Linked DNA regions of Homo sapiens: region 2 is linked to region 1. Evidence: chromatin contacts called from ENCODE Hi-C or POLR2A ChIA-PET data. All regions are on one chromosome and are shown on one strand. The core of a region is the stretch at or near the end of the contact, and the rest is flanking DNA. Distances in the headings are between cores, read along the strand shown. Region 1 holds the start of SYNPO2L-AS1 (SYNPO2L antisense RNA 1). Region 2 holds the start of CAMK2G (calcium/calmodulin dependent protein kinase II gamma).

What was found. Hi-C counts contacts between places; a loop is a spot of excess contacts on that map. ChIA-PET counts read pairs that join two places held with the same protein, here RNA polymerase II (POLR2A). Pooled maps may share reads with other maps.
Region 2: a loop to region 1 is called in a map of PC-9, with 10 times the contacts of the local background. The contact joins the promoter of CAMK2G here to the promoter of SYNPO2L-AS1 in region 1. A Hi-C loop is called at or near these places in 3 of 168 maps with a recorded cell type or tissue (K562, PC-3 and PC-9), 6 of 37 single-sample maps with no recorded cell type and 15 of 50 pooled maps. POLR2A ChIA-PET finds 5 or more read pairs at or near these places in 2 of 52 experiments (BJ and K562).

The regions. Positions count from the first base shown.
Region 1 is chr10:73,652,261-73,658,100 of GRCh38, forward strand. SYNPO2L-AS1 (SYNPO2L antisense RNA 1) reads left to right here and starts at 1,779. Exons shown (of 3, transcript NR_187519.1): 1 at 1,779-2,046. It overlaps SYNPO2L (synaptopodin 2 like), which reads right to left and starts at 3,769. Exons shown (of 4, transcript NM_001114133.3): 1 at 3,558-3,769; 2 at 1,869-2,020; 3 at 879-1,393. The coding sequence starts at 3,662. RefSeq lists a silencer at 3,711-4,005.
Region 2 is chr10:73,870,357-73,876,162 of GRCh38, forward strand. It overlaps CAMK2G (calcium/calmodulin dependent protein kinase II gamma), which reads right to left and starts at 4,199. Exons shown (of 23, transcript NM_001367534.1): 1 at 4,041-4,199; 2 at 2,633-2,727. The coding sequence starts at 4,105. RefSeq lists silencers at 3,592-3,651, 3,912-4,081, 4,142-4,301, 4,312-4,591 and an enhancer at 4,812-4,921.

The sequences.
Region 1 (5,840 bases), core at 529-3,028:
TCTTGCCTCAGCCTCCCAAGTAGCTGGGACCATAGACATGTGCCACAGTGTTTGGCTAATTTTAAAATTTTTACTGGAGACGAAGTCTCACGATGTTGTCCAGGCTGGTCTCAAACTCCTGGCTTCTGCCGGGCATGGTGGCTCACGCCTGTAATCCCAGCACTTTGGGAGGCCGAGGTAGGCATATCACCTGAGGTCAGGAGTTCGAGACCAGCCTGACCAGTATGGTGAAACCCCATCTCTACTAAAAATACAAAAAATTAGCCAGGTGTGGTGGCGGGTGCCTATAATCCCAGCTACTCGGGAGGCAGAGGCTGGAGAATCGCTTGAACCCGGGAGGCGGAGGTTGCAATGAGCCAAGATCACGCCATTGCATTCCAGCCTAGGCACAAGAGCCAAACTCCATCTCAAAAAAACAAAAAACAAAACAAAACAAAAATCCTGCGTTCATGCTATCCTCCCACCTCAGCCTCCCAAAGTGCTTGGATTACAGGTATGAGCCACCTTGCCCCGCCTTCAACCTGCTTTTAAATACTCCCCTGTCCTGTGTCTGTACTCTGCTTTCACCCAATCATGACACACAATAACAATTATCACCACCACCAAACCCTTCATCTATTTGTGTCCCTTTCCAATTTCCCTACTTACCCTGTTCCTGGGTTGAACTGAATCACCTTACCCTTTTGCCACATTGGTTCAAACAGCAAAAATAATGGTGGCCATGAGAATAATTATGCTCCCCTTCTACTCATTACCCCTCCTGTCCCCAAGACTGTATCCAAGGGTCCCAAGGTAGGGAGAATGTACGGCTATAGAAGGCTGGATTTAAGGCTCAGATTGAAGGATCCTGGCTGGGGAAAAGGGGTTCAGGCACTCACTGGCTTGCTTGGCCTTCTGGGTGTAGGTGGTAGTAAGATCTTCTGCCACTGGGTGGGGAACAGGCCCCACCATAGGGATGAGATGAGGACCAGGTCGGAGGGGGCCATGGGGTAACAGCAGAGCCTCAGCTGGGGGTGGCTGAAGGGCTGCCCCATCCTCCCAAGACGGGGAGCTCACACGGCTGTCACCCTGGCTGGGAGGGCCAGGGATAGTAGGTGCTGGCTCTGCAGGGCTGTCAGACAGGTAGACCTCATCAGGTGGGGCACCCGGAGGGGTGGGCCTTGTGGGGCCTCGGCGGCGAGGTCGACGGGGCTTCTCCTGGGTGGCAGGGCCATCAGCATCACTGTCAGTCTCTCCGTAGTAAGCCTCACTATCAGGAGGTGAACGAAGGCTCCCAGGCTGAAGAGGCTGAGGAACTGGAGCACCAGGGGGCTCAGGACTTAGTGGAGATAAGGGTGACAGCACCTGAAGCTCATGGGGAGATGGAGATTGCACAGGACCCTCGTCTGCTAACCTGGATAGGAAAGATGACAGAGCTTGAGAGATGGGCTGGGTACTGACAGCTAGAGAGATCTGGAAGGGATGGAGGGAAGAGGTAAGGGGGAGGGAAGAGGTAAGGGAGAGAGAAGGCTGTCATACAGTTGGAATGGGTGGGCCGGGAAGAGTGGAGATATGAAGACAAACTGGGAGGCAAATGTGCTTGAAGGGCTGTGAGTGGAAATAGGCTTAGAGGAAGATGTAATGAGGAGGAAACAGGCCAGGGGTTGAAGTAGGCTCATCAGTCAAATACCCACTGACATCCCCATCCCTTAATTGCAGATACATTCAAGCCCTCTGGGAGGCAGACACAAACCATCTGCACTCCAGCAGAAACGCACGAGCAGAAATAGGTACCTGTTAGTTGCTAAAGCCAGGCCAGTGAGACATAGAGCTGAGACAGGCAATGGGAGCCCTGGATTAGGGGAAGAGAAGAGGAGAGAGGTCCATACCGCTGCACAGTGAGGACAAGCTGATTTCCTGAGGCATCGATGAGGCTCATGGCACTGGCATGGGAGAGGTTGGTGCAAGAGACCCCATTGATTGCCAAGAGCTGGTCCCTCTCTCGGAGTCCTGCTCTGCCAGCCTGGCTCCGTCTTCGAATCTGAGATGTTGAAGGAGACACTGTAGGTAAGAGGGGGCTCCAAAGGGAATAGAATGAAAGGAAAAGATGGGAAGGACCCACAGGAGGGGATTTTACTTTGCAGGGTAAGAAGGGTGGGGAGATGCATGGAAGTGGCTGCAGTTGAAGTGGCCTGTCTAGAGGGAAGAAAGTATACAGACTGGAGAAAGAAATACATCATATGGTGGGAAATAGGGTAACCATTGAATGAAAGAGGCTTGGGAAGAACTGCATGGGGTAGGTAACTAGAAATGGTGGTTATTGGCTGGGTGCAGTGGCTCACGCCTGTAAGCCCAGTGCTTTGGGAGGCCTAGGTGGGTGGATCACTTGAGATCAGGAGTTTGAGACCAGCCTGGCCAATGGGTGAAACGCTGTCTCTACTAAAAGTACAAAAATCAGCTGGCCGTGGTGGTGTGCGCCTGTAATCCCAGATACTTGGGAGGCTGAGGCAGGAGAATTGCTTGAACCCAGGAAGCAGAGGTTGCAGTGAGCCATCATGTCACTGCACTCCAGCCTGGGCAACAGAGTAAGACTCTGTCGCAAAAAAAAAGAAAAGAAAAAAAACGGAAAGAAATGGTGATTATCTCCACAAGCTTTTTCTCCAAGGGCAATATCTATATTGGCTGGTAATTCTCTACTAGGCCTTGTAACCCCAGGCGCCATTACACAGTCAAGATTTTAGAACAGTACTCCAGGTTGGAGGGAGTCCAGCGGTATTCTGGGAGATTGTGATTATTTGGGTATATGTGTGCCATGTATACACACAAATGTATATATGCCAAAGTAATAATAGTAGTAGTGGCTACCATTTATTGAGTTCTTACTAAGTGTTGGGCACTGTGCTACATGTATTATTGCATTTAATCCTTAGAATGGTTCCATGAAGTAGGTACAGGTACTATTATTACCCACATTTTACAGTTCGGAAAACTAAGCCTGTAGGGTGAAACCAAAAGGATAATGACTTCATCTGTGAGGCCAGATCTTGCCATAACCCTCCTAGCACCTAAAAAAGTCTTGCCTAGTGAGAGAAAGGATCTGACCTAGGGAAAGAGCACTGAAGGCATGGGCAGGGCAGGGTGAGGCAGGGTAGGGCTGGGCTGGGCTAGGCTGTTCGAGGCAGTTTCAGTTCATCACATATCAGTTTAGTCAGAGAGAAATTAGAACCTTCCCCGTATTTCTGGAGTTTGGAGTAGAGGCACATACCCAAGAGAACAAACACTGGATGACCAGAGCTGGGCCTCTGATACCACAGTGCTGCAGGGAACTGAAGCAGAGCCTTTCCTTTTCCTCTGCTCCCTGGAAACCGCGAATTCTCTTTTCTAATAGACCCCCACAGGAAGCCTGTGGTCAGACGCTACTCCCACTATGAGACTTGAGCATACTTCCCTGCCCACCACCCACCCCATCTTCACAGCCTCCCACCCCCCCAACCCCCGCCATATGCCACCACACATCTCTTCCCAGGATCCCTTGGGTTCCCTTTCCCTGAAGCCTCATTTCAGGGGCTCTCCCTTACCTTAGACACCTGTAACGGTTTCCTCTGCTCGGCCCCCCCATGAAGTCGGAAGCCCCAGGGGGCTCCCCCTGATAGTGTGACCAGCACCTCCTCCTCAGCACCCATCGCTCAGCTTGGCCTATGGCCCCCGGAGTTTGAACAGTGTCCCCAGGAGAGAAGTTGAGGTGCTCGAACCCCGTCTGGGCTTCCTGTCCGGCTGTCCTGCTCCTGCTGCCCCAGGCCTCCCCCCCACACCACACACCACAGGCAGGCAACTTGGCCCTGGGATCATTACAGTCCAGCACACATGTCCCGTCAATCGCAGATGTGCTCAAAATAGATGCCGCTTGTACTCCCCTCCCTCCCCCTTCTGTGTTACTCCTAGAGCTAATTATAGTACAAACTTCTGCCCTCCATGTTCCCAATTCTCCTGCATGGGCCTTTTATTCAGGACTCAGAATACAAACTCTCTGGGCTCTATAACCAATGTACACCCTTTCAGGAACTGTGCCTTCTCTAATAGGACCATGGGCTAATCTCAACTGCTTTCCTCCAAAGACCCTTTCAAAGTGGCAGCAGCAGGGGCTTCAATTCCATAGCTGGCAAAGAATGGCTGGGCTTGCTCCAAGATCCCAGGAAAGAATGCACTCTCGCTATATAAATTTATCTGTTAATTAATAAATGGTGGGCCAGGCATGGTGGCTCACGCCTGTAATCCTAGCACTTTGGGAGGCCAAGGTGGGTGGATTGCTTGAGTCCAGGAATTTGAGACCAGCCTGGGCAACATCGTGAGATGGCCCCCCATCTCTATTTTCTTATTATTAAAAAAAGTTAAAAAAAAAAACCAAAAAACTATAGGCTGGGCACGGTGGCTCACACCTGTAAACCCAGCACTTTGGGACCAAGGTGGGCGGATCACGAGGTCAGGAGATTGAGACCATCCTGGCTAACACGAGGAAACCCCGTCTCTACTACAAATACAAAAAATTAGCTGGGCTTGGTGGCAGACGCCTGTAGTCCCAGCTACTCTGGAGGCTGAGGCAGGAGAATGGCGTGAACCCGCGAGGCAGAGCTTGTGGTGAGCCGAGGTCGTGCCACTGCACTCCAGCCTGGGTGACAGAGCGAGACTCCGTCTCAAAAAAAAAAAAAAAACAAACAAACAAACAAAAAACTATAAAAAAACAAATTACCTATTGCAATACATACGTGGTCATGGAAAGGTGTGTAGGTGTGCATAAACATACCAACCCATGTTAATACAATCTCTACTTGTCTCTAGGTTTCCATTACGAGAATGTCTCTGTTACAAGGCATAACATTATGGTGCTATAACTGTGATTATCAAAGGCTACAGAGTTTCATAAAATAGCTGCCCACCTAGTGTATGCTAAATACCGTTTGCCTTGGCATATGCCTCTATGTCCTAGAAACACTTGGGCTGGGTGCAGTGGCTCATGCCTATAATCCCAGCACTTTGAGAGGCTGAGGCAGGTGGATTGCTTGAGCCCAGGAGTTCAAGACCAGCCTGGATAACATGGTGAGACCCTGTTTCTACAAAAAAATACAAAAAAATTTAGCCAGGCCTGCCTGGTCACATGCTCCTATAGTCCCAGCTACTTGGGATATTGACGTGGGAGGGTTGCTTGAGCCCTGGAGGTCGAAGCTGCAGTGAGTCGTGATCCTGCCACTGCACTGTAGCCTGGGTGACATAGTGAGACCCTGTCTCCAAAAAAAAAAAAGAAAAAGGGGAGAAAACATTGGAGGCAACAGAGGGAGACCTGATCTCCAAGAAGAAAATAGTTGGGATTTTGGGGTCAGAAGAATTGAACTTGGGTTCTTTTTTTTGAGATGGAGTCTCGCCCTGTCGCCCAGGCTGGAGTGCAATGGAGATCTTGGCTCACTGCCACCTCTGCTTCCCAGGTTCAAACAATTCTCCTGCCTCAGCCCCCTGAGTAGCTGGGGCTACAGGCATGTGCCACCACACTTAGTTAGCTTTTTGTATTTTTAGTAGAGACGGGGTTTCGCCATGTTGGCCAGGCTGGTCTCAAACTCCTGACCTCGTGATCCGCCCATCTCAGCTTCCCAAAGTGCTGGGATTACAGGTGAAAGCCACTGCACCCGGCCACCCCCTTTTTTTTTTTTAGACCGAGTTTCGCTCTTGTTGCCCAGGCTGGAGTGCAATGGCATGGTCTCAGCTTACTGCTACCTCCACCTCCCAGGTTCAAGCGATTCTCCCGTCTCAGCCTCCCAAGTAGCTGACACTACAGGCACCCGCCACCATGCCCGGCTAATTTTTGTATTTTT
Region 2 (5,806 bases), core at 2,949-5,448, 220 kb after region 1:
CGCAGACAAAGACAGTGCTCAACGCATATCCGCATGAACTCCCCACCTTGCAACCTAGCCGCCAATGTGGGCCTCTGAGGCCACAGTGACAAGACACAACAGCCCAAAAGAAGGCTTCCTGTCTCGATTGGACCCCCCCAGAAGAACAGGTGATCCCTCTCCCTGACTCCTAGCCACCTCACCAGGGATGCCAAGGAGAAACAGCTCTATACCCTCTTTTTATCTTTTCAGTTTGTAGCCCAGAGAATCACAAACAAGAAAGACAGGAGGCAGGAAGACCCAGTGAACACAGCAAGCCCCTTCAGACCTTCACAGATGACCCTGGTGGGCCCACGACATTCCCAGACACAGAAATCCAACACCTGCGGAGACCTAGGCAGACAGCGATGAGTGAAACCCAGCTCCAGTGGCTGCACCTTTATAAAATATATAGTGTAAACTGAGAGTCTGCAGGGAAGCCATGGCCCTCACTCCCTAACCCCATGGGAACCAGCCCATGGCTACCCTGGCCCAGATCTCTCCAGGAGTTCACATCTCCCATGCCCACACCTATAGTCCAGCCCCACCTTGTTCCCTCCATCTCCAAGACAGCCCCTTTCCACTTTCCCACCTCCACACAGTACTGGCTGGCACTTACACATTCTGACCCCTCTGGCTGGCATCTGTGCCTATCATCTGTGCCTCTGTCCCAAAGTCAACCTGGCACATGAGGCCACACAACAGAGCCCAGTCTTGGCATATCCATCTTGGGAGAGGGGGAGTTGCTGTCTGAAGCATATACTTTTACACAAGAATCCTCTTCTTGAGGGGAAAAAAAAAAAAATCAACGAGAAATCAAGTCTCATCCAGTTTGGCCAGGGAAAGATATCCATTGGGAAAGATGGGACAAGGTTAAAAGGAGGTGAGGAAGGGAAAGGGAGGCTATCACACAGGTCATGGAAATTTACGCAGGTAGGGAAGGAGTAGGAAATGAAAGCCCCAGTCAGGCAGCTGCAGGAAGTCACCACATCACCTATCCTCACATCCCAGAATTCGGCTCCCAGCCATCTCTCCTTCTCTTACCCATGGGTCAGAGGACACTGGTGAGATGAAGAGAGCAAAGCATTGCATCATCAACTGGAGACACCAGATGCCAGCCCTGTTTCTGATGCACCAGGGCTCTGCTGTGTGGGCAAGAGAGGTATCCAGCCTCAAGCCATTGTTCCTGCCTGCACCTTCCATCCTTGGCCAGAGGATGTCTGCCAGAGAGCCCAGCCCCTGTTGTCCCCCCCACCCCCACTCCAGGGTATCTGACTGCCCACATATCTCTATGGCAACCATCCTCAGACTCAAGGTACCCAGAGAGAAAGAAAACAAACAAGTCCAACTTTATAGGCAATGTACACGAACAGCAAGAGATGGAGCTGGATGGGAGTCAGCAATTAGTGCCCTACTAGAGGGATGGAGAGAGAGTCCCCAGTCAGGGAGTGGACACGGCCCTGCTAAACAGGTCCCAGAACAACTGCCAACACGACAGAAGCCCGTGGAATTGTAGAGCTTCTCTAAGCATTTGGGACATCTATTATGTCTCTTATCCCAGAGAAACCCGTGTCATTATTGGCCAAAGCCCATGTCTTCCCCAGGGCATGTGTCCTGGCTCCTAATATATTTATGGCATCCTACTGCCCAGCCCTAATTCCTTTCTCTGAGTTTCACAACCTTTGTCCCCCAGCTGCACCCTGCAGCCCTCCGAGATCTGACCTCTGTACTCACCAGACCTGTTCCCAGAGCACTTCACACATTGCTGGGTCTACACCTATCAGATGAGGTGAGTTTGGCAAGTACCCAATAGGAAGTTCAGAGAGTGTAGGTTCAAGGTGTGAAAGACAGGCCCTGACCCTCCAAGCCTCAGGTACTTGGGAGGATCTCGCAAGTGAGGCCCCAAGGCCTTGGCCTTTATGCTCCTCAGACTCGGAGGCAGTGCAGTTCCTGCCCAAACCGGGCCTTTGGGATTTCTAGACCATGAGGCATCACCCTCCACCCAGGACAGACTACATCTGCTGCTGCACCACCAACTTTGTAATTTGATCAAAAAAGCAATCAAGTTCATCTGGCAGAATTTGTTCCTGAGAAGCCCTCGCCAGTAGCAGCCTCCCCTGATGTTTACAGATTCCCTTCCCTTGGGAGTCTGTTCTGCCGCCTGGTGGGCAGGGGAGGCTGGCTTTGTCAGAGCTGCTCACTTACTGCATTTCCATCCTAAGTCACCACTGGGGCACAGGGACCAGGAAAGGCCTGCAGTAGCCACCACTGCCCCAAAGGGAGAGGCTCCAAATGCCCCAAATTAAGAGCTCCCCATTCTGTACCACCCACTACCCCCATATCCTCCACCTCCCTGAAGACCGAACTCCCTTGAGCCTTTGGGGGCCACTGCAGCTACTTGCATCTCTTCCTTCATTCTTTTGTACCTGGGCGCTTCCAGTCCCCCATGCAACTCCTTTTCTGGCTTCAGCCTGACACAAAGTCCAACCAGTCTGAAATTCCAACTCCTCTCCAAGTGCTAAAACGCACAACCCCCAATTCCTGGGGCTTCCTCAAAAGAAACCATGGCCCCTGGAGGCACCCTCAGGAAGAGGTCAAGACAGGGAACACTCACCCCGGGCAGACAACTTCTTGGTATTGATGATTTTTGCTGCGTACTCCTGCGTGGAGGTTTTCTTCACACACCTGCGGACCACAGAGAAAGCACCCCTGGAGGGAGAAGGGGAAAAGAACTGGGACACGGAGCAGGGCAGAGTGACACAGACACACTTCAAGTCTGGGGACGATGATGCTCCCACCACCAGACCTCTAGTCACACTCACGTACATGCACACACACCGGCGCTGTGACCACCACCATCCAACATGAGGCAAAAGGACGCGGCCACCGCAGGACACTGAACAGATGTGGGTGGCGTGCCGCGCTCCCACCCCCTCATCCAGTCCCTGGGCAAGGCAACAGCCTCCACCTCAGGCTGCACATCAGGAGCGGGTGGGCGATGCTGAAAACACACACCTGCTGCATCTCAGACAGCCCTGCGGTCCCGGCCAAGAGAACCAGGGCAGAAGGGAGCAGAGAGACCCTGCCCTTCTCTCAGCAGGAACAGTTGAAGGTCGGGGAAGGAAAGATTAAAAAGAGGGTATCATCCCCTGAAAGAGAAATCTCCCTCAACCATGGGGCAAAGTGAGGCTCAAACCCCCCCACAGCCGGTTTCATCTCACTGCATCCCGGCTCAACTGACAGCAAGGGAAGAGAGGACACAGTCAGACATCAAGAACTCCCCTTCCCATGCTATTTTCCTTGACGTCCCCGTCAAACGGGAGCTCGCACTCTGAGCTCTGGAAACGTCTGGGGGGGCGGGCGGGGCGGGGGCTGCAGTGGCCGGGCTCGGCGCCGCGGGTGGGGGTGGGGGGCCGGGGCTGCTGCAGCGGCCAGCTCAGTGCGGAGGGGAGGGGGATGCTGAGGCTGCGGCGCGGCTCCCGGGACCACTGCAGGGGTGGGGGGAGGGGACGGGGGTGCCGCAGCACTGCCCAGCCGCGGGGCTGGGAGCCTGGAGCGGCACCCGCGGGGGGCGGGGCCGGGCGCCAAACAGCCCCCCCACGCCCGGGCTCCGCAGCAGAGCTAGGGCTGCAGGGCTGGGGAGGGTCCTGAGTGCGAGGCGCGTGGGACCTGGGTTCAGGGTGCGGAGTGAGCAACCGGGCAGCGTTGGGAGGTGGTCGGGAGGGGGGCGCCTGAAGGGTGCGGAGGGGCGGGGCTGGAGGGCACCCGGGAGCGGTCCGGGGTCTGCGGTGTCCGCGGCGGCGCGTGGGGAGCAGCGGCCCCGCCAGTTGCTGCAGGGCGCGGAGGGGGATGCGGGGCAGTGCGCGGGGGGCGCGGGGACCGAAGGCGGCGGGCGGGAAAGGCGGGGGTGGGGCGGCCGAGGGGGAGCCGCAGCGGCCGGTGCAGGGCCGGGGGGCGGGGCGAGAAGCCGCATAGCTCCCGGGCGGCAGGGCAGGCAGGGGACCGCGGCGGGCGGGCCGTACTTGCCAAGCTCCTCGAAGAGCTGGTAGTCGTCGGTGAAACGGGTGCAGGTGGCGGTGGTGGCCATGCTGGCGGGCGGGCGGACGCGGCGGTGCAGCCCGCGCCGACGTCGGTGCACAGTCACCGCCGCCCGGCCGAGGGAGCAAGAGGAGGAGACGGGGCTGAGCCCGGCAGCACCGCGAGACTTTACCGGGGAGAGCGAGGGAGGGAGGGACACCCCCGCGCCGCCCGCCCCGCCCCGCCCCCAGGCCCCGCCAGTCCCCCCCCCCGCCCGGCCCCCGGCCCGCCCCCGGGGAGGGGCCTCCCGCCGCCGGCCCCGCCCCGCCCCGGAGCCGCCCTCGCTGGGCCAGGCGCGCGGGGCAGCCGAGGGGAGGGGGTCCCCGCTCCGGGCCACCTGTCTGGGCAGACGGAGCTGGAAGGTTCGCGACTTATGGGCTTGTCCCGGGGCGGACCCCGCGCGGGCTCGGGAACGTGCATGCGAGGGTGCATGTGTTAGGAGTGTAGGAGTCTGGACCACTGACCTCTCTGGACGGGTCCTACACGCGGGTCCCGAGCCCCCAACCGGGCTCCTAGCACGTGGGGAGAGAGCCAAGGTCAAGGAGCCTGTGCCAGGCTGCACGCCCGGGAGGCGCCCCCAGCCTGCGCAGAGCCAGCTGCCAGCCGCCTTCCCTCTGGGAGCTGACAGTCTAGACTTGCGCAAGCACCAGGGCCATTATTAGAAAGAAACCCTTCAGGCGCGGGTTGATCAGGGAGACCAGGCCAGGGGCAAGGATACAGGTAGGACTCTGCCTTCCTGCACCATAACTGCAGAGATGAAAGAGTATTCTCTATCCGGCCAGAAATGAAAGGGGTGAAGTAGGAAGACTTGAAAAGGCTTTGTGCAGTGGGGGCTAGAAGAGAAAGTGGAAGAAAGGGGAAATCCCCATTTTCTTGCAAGGCACCCTCGTACTTTTATTTTCTGGCACCTACCACATTTTGTAGTGATGCATTGACTGGTATAAGGGGCAGTAGAGCTATCTCATAGCTGTCTAAGCGTGAACTTGCATCAAACTGCCTGGATTGGATTTCTAGGCAACTCACTGATCAGCTCTGTGACCTGGGGTAAGTCACTGAATCTTTTTTTTGAGACGGAGTCTTGCGCTGTTGCCCGGGCTGGAGTGCAGTGGTGCGATCTTGGCTCACTGCAGCCTCCACCTCCTGGGTTCAAGCGATTCTCCTGCCTCAGCCTCCCGAGTAGCTGGGATTATGGGCGCGCGCCACCACGCTCGGCTAATTTTTTTGTATTTTTAGTACAGACGGGGCTTCATTATGTTGTAGTAATGAAGTATGTATGTAGTACATACATGAAGTAATGAAGTATGTATGTAGTACAGAGGTGGCTTCATGAGCCACCTCGCCCGGCTGGGAACAATAATATTACCTACCTCATAGGCCTGTCAGCATTAAATGGTCTAAGGCACTTAGAATAGTACTTGGTGCCTAATTAGAACTACATTTGCTGGGCCGGGCGTGGTGGCTCATACCTGTAATCCCAGCACTTTGGGAGGCTGAGGCGGGTGGATCATGAGGTCAGGAGTTCGAGACCAGCCTGGCCAACATGGTGAAATCCTGTCTCTACTAAAAATACAAAAACTAGCTTCCCGCTGAATTGTAGGCTCCAATAAAGCGGGGCCTCTGCACCTTTTGTTCACCATTGTACACTCAGCCCCTGACCCTCAGTAAATATTTGTGGGATGGCAGAGGGAGATACCATCCCTTCTCCTGTCCC